2 separate regions of the Mus musculus genome follow, and region 2 is linked to region 1. A link is a contact called in ENCODE Hi-C or POLR2A ChIA-PET data. All regions are on one chromosome and are shown on one strand. The core of a region is the stretch at or near the end of the contact, and the rest is flanking DNA. Distances in the headings are between cores, read along the strand shown.

Region 1 (3,513 bases), core at 674-3,173:
CGGTCACAGTGTCAGCTAAGCATCCTAGCAGCATTGAGCTGTCCCTGTCCTTCTGAAATGACAGTGTGTAAGCCTGGCTTACTGTAGTGAGGTGTGCGCTGGCCGAGGTTTCTGGCCAAGCAATCTACTGGAGCTTCTAGGTGTGGGGACAGCTTGTTATAGCTATGACTTGTTTCATTTCATGGAACTGGGTGGTCATGCTCATTTTTTTTTTCTTATTAAAACTTGTGATTATCCCAATGGAGGAGCTAGAGAAAGTACCCAAGGAGCTAAAGGGATCTGCAACCCTATAGGTGGAACAACAATATGAACTAACCAGTTACCCACCCCCCACCCCACCCCCGGCTTGTGTCTCTAGCTGCATATGTATCAGAAGATGGCCTAGTCAGCCATCAGTGGAAAGAGAGGCCCATTGGTGGTGCAAACTTTATATGCCTCAGTACAGGGGAACACCAGGGCCAAGAAGTGGGTGGGGAGGGGAGGGGAGGGTATAGGGGGCTTTTGGGATAGCACTGGAAATGTAAATGAAGAAAATACCTAATTTAAAAAAAAAAAACAAAACTTGCGATTAAACCTTACATTTAAATGGCACGCTTATTTTTATGACCCTTTGGGTCATCCATTTTCAGTCGTATTTCCCTCATTAAGCATAACCTAGCAGCTGGGCTAAAACTTGAACTGGTTCCTGTATCCCTCTGCTGTAGTGCTAAGGTTAGCTTCCGTGCAAAATGGAAGCGGCTGCTCACTACCGTTTGTTTTCCTGCCATTACTACCTTCAAGGGCATGGGCTTCAGAAATGTTAGTGAGAAGTTAAATTGTTTCTTGGGGTTAGGACCTTATCTGGGATGACCCTCACGTCCGTGACCCTGTGCAAGTCAGAGTCAACCAACAGTTTGCTTGGGGCTGGAGAGATGGCTTGGTGATGAAGAACATGGGCTGCTCTTTTGTAGTACTTGGGTTCAATTTCTAGCACCCGTATGGCGGCTCACAACCACCGTAACTCTACTTCCCTGGCATCCAACACCCTTGTCGTGGGTACCAGGCATGCATTTGGGACACAGACATGCAGACAAAACAAAATAATTTGTTTTAAAAAGAATGCTTAAAATTCTTTTAAGATGAGAACATGCCGTACTGGAGCAGGCAGTGATTTTTGCTGCCTGGTGTCCGGGGACACCGGGGGAACGGGAAGTCTCCTGTTTCCTGGTAGGGTTACACAGCCCTGGTGTCTGGCGCAGAGAGGGCACTTCTTGTCTCAGTGTCTGGCTGTGCTCTTAGATGTGCAGTGACGGTTTGTGTCTACCCTTGTTCTGGAACCAGCTGCTCAGGGGTTATGGGCATCGGGTCACCTGCAGGGTCTCGCTGCCCCTTTGTTGGTGTGGCCTGGTTGCTGCTGTCTCCTTGGGCCCCTTTCCCTTGCTCACTTGGCTCAGAGTCCTCAGGGGGGGCTTTGGGGGAGATCCTATCTCGCATCGGGATTTCTTTCACTTAAGCTTTTTATCTGTACCTCATCCTGTTACATGTTTTAATACAAAACAGCGAGTCCCCGTAATCCATGAAAATCCTCCTTGAAAGGGAACGAGCGAGCCTGCTTTAAAGGGAAAGGGGAAACTCTGCGGACTAACACTGCGAGGTTTTGTTTCCCGCCCCCCCCCTAGGAAATCATCAGTGCACTGCCATTTGTCAAGCTTTCCCTAGACGACTTTCCAGACAACAAGGACATTCACAGTGACCTGCACGCCTACGTCCAGCACAGGGTCCACAGCAGCCAGGACATCCTCAGCAACATCTCCCTGAATGGCAAGGCCGACGCCGCCCTCATCAGCAAAGTCAGCAGCCATCTGGTGCTGCGGAGCCTCGGTTCCTACCTGTACCTCAAGCTCACGCTGGACCTCTTCCAGCGGGGCCACCTGGTCATAAAGAGTGCCAGCTACAAGGTGGTGCCTGTGTCTCTGTCCGAGCTCTATCTGCTGCAGTGTAACATGAAGTTCATGACCCAGTCTGCCTTTGACCGGGCCCTTCCCATTTTGAACGTGGCTCTTGCGTCCCTCCACCCCATGACGGATGAGCAGATATTTCAGGCTATCAACGCCGGCCACATCCAAGGCGAGCAGGGCTGGGAGGACTTCCAGCAGAGGATGGAGGCCCTCTCTTGCTTCCTCATTAAGAGGAGGGACAAAACCCGCATGTTCTGCCACCCGTCCTTCAGAGAGTGGCTGGTGTGGAGAGCGGATGGCGAAAGCACAGCCTTCCTGTGTGAGCCCAGGTATGGCAGGCGCTTCCCTCCTTTGACCTGACTCCTCCCACCAGTATGGCAGGGCCATACGTGGGTAATATGTCTCTGCTTTAGGGAATAGCAAGCTTGCCTGTGACCAGGGAAGGGGTGGGTGTGGGGAATGTGTCTGTCTTAGATCCTTAATCCCCTACCATTTCCTGACTACCCTTGGCCATATAGCACCTTATCCCTTGGCCATTTAGCACAGATGTGTGAGGAGAAAGGGGAGCCCTATAATCCAGTTAGCTGTCTCCTCACAGACAAGGCCAGGCAGGGTACAGTTCTCACAACTCAAACCACAGGAAGGTGGGAGACAAGCTTGCTTGCCTCCTAGTACAAGGTAGGTGAGAGGTCAAGAGGCTCGTGCCTTTGGCCTCCGCCATTCTCAAGCCCTCTGTCTGTCTAGCCTGCATCTTTGCCCTCTTGAGCAGCTCTTTGGGTCAGGTTTGCCTCCTATTCTAGTGATGGGCTGGCAAGCTGCTGGACCGTCTCCTCAGGACTTTGGTGGGCACCGGGCCAGATGATTGGGTCTGGATACGAAGTGGCCAGTGAGTACCTGGGAGGCCACGTGGCCACCACCCTCCCGGCCTGTAGTGATGGGTATAGTGCAGGCCTGTGGTGCACTTTCTTTAGGTAACACTGGACTCAGGGTTTATTATCGTTCAGACCTGGTTTAGCTACAGGTTGGCTACTCAAAGCAGATCACCAGAGGTGCCAAAGTGAGAGTGATGACATTGCTCACCGAGTTACAGAGATCATTTCTGAGCAAGGTGAGCTGCAGTTTGGGTTTGTAGAGAGAAAGAGAGAGAGAGACTCACAGGGTGTGGACGGCTGGTGTTAGAGCAGGAAGTAGCTGGAGGGTAGTCATCAATGACGCTGCATTTTAAACGGAGGTGACAGTTCAGCACAAAGCATATCTGAGTGTGGTGGCTGCTTCAGGAATAGTAACCACAGACACACAGTAGTCACCAGGACCTCAGGATAGCGTCTCGTGCATGTACCCATTTCATAGGCTGTCCCTGCGCTGACTTCGCTCTCCTCAGTACGACTTCTGTTTTCTTTTGTTTCCAACCATTTCGAAGTCTTCTTCCGGGCAGTCCTTGTTCATTCTAACGCCGTCAAGGTTTGCCTGTTTTCCTTATACTCTGCAGCTTAGTCTTACATCATAAGTCTTTACTTTTGAGCCAGTTTTTTTTTTTTAAAGTGGTGAAAGATGTGTTCAGTTTTATACTCTTTTC
Region 2 (3,706 bases), core at 515-3,014, 42 kb after region 1:
GGGAGTGTGGCTGTGCCCCAGGAAAACTGTAAATACACGCCTGTGAGTGGTGGGTGGCCACACCTGGGTTAGGTAGCTGGGTAGGTCATTTGCATAGATGACTATTCTTTCAAGAACCTGTAATTAGGTAGAATTAAGAGTATGGGGGAGGGACCCAAGCTTATGACTGCTTTAATCCTTTTCACTCCTGGGGAGATTTATTTGCTATGCTCTTGTTTCTTTTTTGTTGTTGGTTTTTTTTTTCATAGTAACAAATAACTAGGCATATAGCATGACCCAGCAGGGTTCCTGGCTTGAAGTCGGTTGGAAATTGAGTTCAGGGTGTATTCTGTTGTGGCTTTGAAGTGGTTTTAATATGGATTCTGCTAGGTAATTATGTCAGAAATATTAAGCCGTTTCCAGCAGGCAGCAGTTCCTGCTGTGCAAGGAGGCTGACAGAGCAAATGGATTCCTTTGGCCTTGAGAGTGGTGTGCTGTGTGTGGCTCTCATTTGTAAAGCCAATTCTTCGGTGCTTCTAAAAGAAAAATTACTATTCTACGTCAAGCTGCAGGTTTATCCATGAGGTTCTGGCTGCCTTAGAAACTACAACATTTTTTTTTCAATCCAGTGTCTATTATACTTGAAATTAAAATGTATTTCAGAGAAACATGGTTCTTGAAATAACAGTGAAATTAGATGTGATAAGATAACTGGATGCAGAAGGTGGAGACTTAGTGATTTTTTTTTGCAGTTCGCAAATACCTTCTTGCTGAGCCATCTTTTTCCTTGCTGTGTGACAACCTGTGAGGGCGATGTAGTCTGAGATCGTTCAGACTGCTCAGTGGCCTGGGTCCTACTAAAAAGACACCTAGCCATCCGGGTCCTTTTCATGCACTGTGAAGATTTTTACAGGGATGGCCTTCAGAATGGTGGTTCATCTTAGAGCCCCCTGGGAAAGAATAACTTTGTGTGATTTTTGATTCGTAGAAAGGGAAGATGAAGGAGGCAGCCCAGAGGTACCAGTATGCCTTGCGGAAGTTCCCTCGGGAAGGACTCGGAGAAGACATGAGGCCGTTCAATGAACTGAGAGTCTCCCTCTATCTCAATCTGTCGCGATGCCGAAGGAAAACAAACGTAAGCTGGGAGCTGTTGTCTGTCCCAGTTCTTTGGCAGTAGGTGAGGGCCAGGCCCTCGACCCAGTCTGGCGACTGACTGAGGTGCTGTGGGGGCTGCTGCTCTCAGGGACCTCTCATAGGTCACAGCCACTGTCCACCTCACCAGATGCTGATGGAAAGCACTCGGGTTGATAGAATGTGCTTAGGTTGCGTTTCCTTTGCTTCAGCAAAAGCAGCAAAGGCCAGCTGTGTCCGGTCCCCGCCAGCTGGGTCTGCCAGGGTTTTCAACAGTCGAGGACGCTTCCTTTCCACATTCAAGAAAAGTCCAAGACAAGTGTCCACACAGTTGACCTGTCTTGTGGTCCTTGGGTTTGCTTAGTAAATACTCCCAGTTTACAACCAGTAGTGGTCAACTTGTACTTTGTTAGTAGTAGACATTTTGTAGTTCTTCCTACTGATGTTTTGAACTTCGCCCCACTCCCTGTCCCACCCCCAGCTCCACCCCTACCCTTAGCCCCACCCCTAGCCCGCTCCCAGCCCCTCCCAGCCCCACTCCTAGCCCTAGCCCCACCCCCAACCTGCTCCCAGCCCCACCCCTACCCCAGCCCCGCCCCCAGCCCCACTCGTAGCCCTAGCCCCACCCCCAGCCTGCTCCCAGCCCCACCCCTACCCCAGCCCTGCTCCTAGCCCCAGGGCCTTCTGTGTGCAGCTGTGCTGCTTTCTCCTGAGCCATAATTGCTGCTTCTGAACTGGGTGCTTAAGGATAGTCATAAGCTCTGATTATGTATCTTAAACAAGTGTGGGGGAGTCGGGTAAGGGAATGTGCCTGCCCTGCCCCCAGGACCCCGCAGGGTCCCCATGCTCTGCTACCCTTAGGGCAGCGCTCTTAGAAGACAGCCCTTTCTCTCAGCGCTGCTTCTGACTTTTCAACTGTTGCTACCAGGACTTTGGTTTGGCAGAAGAATTTGCTTCAAAGGCTCTGGAATTGAAACCCAAATCCTACGAAGCCTTTTATGCCCGGGCGAGAGCAAAAAGGAACAGCAGGTACTGTCTGGGGTCACCCACGTGACTACTGGGGCATTTCTCTGGGAGGTCAAACCTGCTAGTTGAGTTTGAGGGTGTTTCCCTTCATCAGAGTTATTACACACTTCTCCTTCCTTTCAATAAAATCCAGTGGCTTCCAAGAGGCACGGCCATGGGCGTTACTTTTAGCGGCTAACGTTCATTTTCTTGACATTCTGGTATCTTGCCCACCGTACCAGAACACCCTCTGAGCTCTTGTCTCATATGAGACAGACAAAGAGGGGTGACAGAGGAGCAGAAGAGTTAGAAAGGGACATGAGGAGGGCCAGAGAGGGCCTCAAGCAGAAACCAGTGCTTAGAGGGACAGGATTCTGGCACCCTCTGCCCTGGTGTCTTTATAGATAGATCAGAGGCCCAGAGTCACCAAGCCCTGGGTTAGAGTACAGCACTGTTCTGTTGGCTCAGCAACTCTGGGCCAACCAGGACTTACCCAGCAAGTCCCTGGACCTCCCCCCTTTCCCTTTGAGGACAGCTAGCTTAAGGACAGTGCACCCAGAGCCTGCTCAGATGTGTCCTCTAATCTTATCTTATACTTTCATATGAAGGCAGTTCCTGGCAGCTCTGGCTGACCTGCAAGAGGCTGTGAAACTCTGTCCCAACAATCAGGAAATCAAGAGGCTCCTGGCCCGTGTTGAAGAAGAGTGCAAGCAACTCCAGAGGAACCAGCAGCAAAAGCAGCAGGGTCCCCCACCAGCTCCAGCCAATGACTCGGATAATGAGGAGGATGCGCCAGCCTCTAGTTTAAAGGACCACTTCCCCATTGAGGAGGCGGAAGAGGAAGACACCTCTTCACAGGAAGAGTCCATTTCCCCGACTCCCAGATCCCAGCCACCACCGTCTGTCCCTTCCCCATACATCCGCAACCTTCAAGAGGGATTACAGTCCAAAGGCAGGTCAGCATCCCCACAGAGCAGGGCAGGAATCAGCAAGTCCCTGAGAGAGACTGTAGCCCAGTCAGGCTTGGTTATGCAGCCTACCAAACAGGCACAGATAGTGAAGACCAACCAACATCTGGGTTCCGGGCAATCTAGCATGAGAAACAGTAGCACAAAAATACAAGTTTCTTCTCAGAACCCTCCCCCGAGTCCGATGCCGGGTAGAGTATCTGCAGCCCCTGCCGTGAGCAGAAACCAGCATTTAGAGGGAACCGGTCCCTTCACTGCAGGAACTGGTTGTGGCCACTTCGGGGATCGGCTGGGCGCCAGCCAGAGCCTCCAGCTGCAGCGCAGTGAGAGCGGCACTGCGTATCCTCTACCGAGCAAAGTCAAAGCTGCCGAGAGGCTCCTGGCTCATGCCTCCGTGGCCGTGGACATGGCTCCTCCAAACCAGGGCGGACCAGTGAGCTGTAGCGATGTGCGGCACCCGGCTTCCCTCTCTAGCTCAGGCTCCTCTGGCTCTCCATCGAGCAGCATAAAGATGTCAAGTTCCACCAGTAGTTTGACTTCAAGCAGTAGCGTTTCAGACGGATTCAAGGTCCAAGGACCAGACTCTCGGATCAGAGACAAAGGTACAACCCAGGTGCAGGGTG

What was found. Hi-C counts contacts between places; a loop is a spot of excess contacts on that map. ChIA-PET counts read pairs that join two places held with the same protein, here RNA polymerase II (POLR2A).
Region 2: a loop to region 1 is called in a map of heart, with 2.0 times the contacts of the local background. The contact joins two enhancer-like sites. A Hi-C loop is called at or near these places in 2 of 37 maps with a recorded cell type or tissue (both heart). POLR2A ChIA-PET finds 5 or more read pairs at or near these places in 1 of 5 experiments (embryonic stem cell).

Annotation. Positions count from the first base shown.
Region 1 is chr2:59,797,913-59,801,425 of GRCm38, forward strand. It overlaps Tanc1 (tetratricopeptide repeat, ankyrin repeat and coiled-coil containing 1), which reads left to right. Exons shown (of 27, transcript NM_198294.3): 14 at 1,659-2,266. Among named protein-coding and RNA genes, the nearest start is that of Wdsub1, 83 kb to the right of the region's middle. Within about 2 kb of position 1,924, at least 1 of the 3 ENCODE cell types and tissues checked has a DNase peak (open chromatin) inside an H3K27ac peak, as active enhancers do; it is heart, where a contact is called at or near this core.
Region 2 is chr2:59,839,972-59,843,677 of GRCm38, forward strand. Tanc1 (tetratricopeptide repeat, ankyrin repeat and coiled-coil containing 1) reads left to right here. Exons shown (of 27, transcript NM_198294.3): 25 at 968-1,114; 26 at 2,039-2,139; 27 at 2,724-3,706. Among named protein-coding and RNA genes, the nearest start is that of Wdsub1, 41 kb to the right of the region's middle. Within about 2 kb of position 1,765, at least 1 of the 3 ENCODE cell types and tissues checked has a DNase peak (open chromatin) inside an H3K27ac peak, as active enhancers do; it is heart, where a contact is called at or near this core.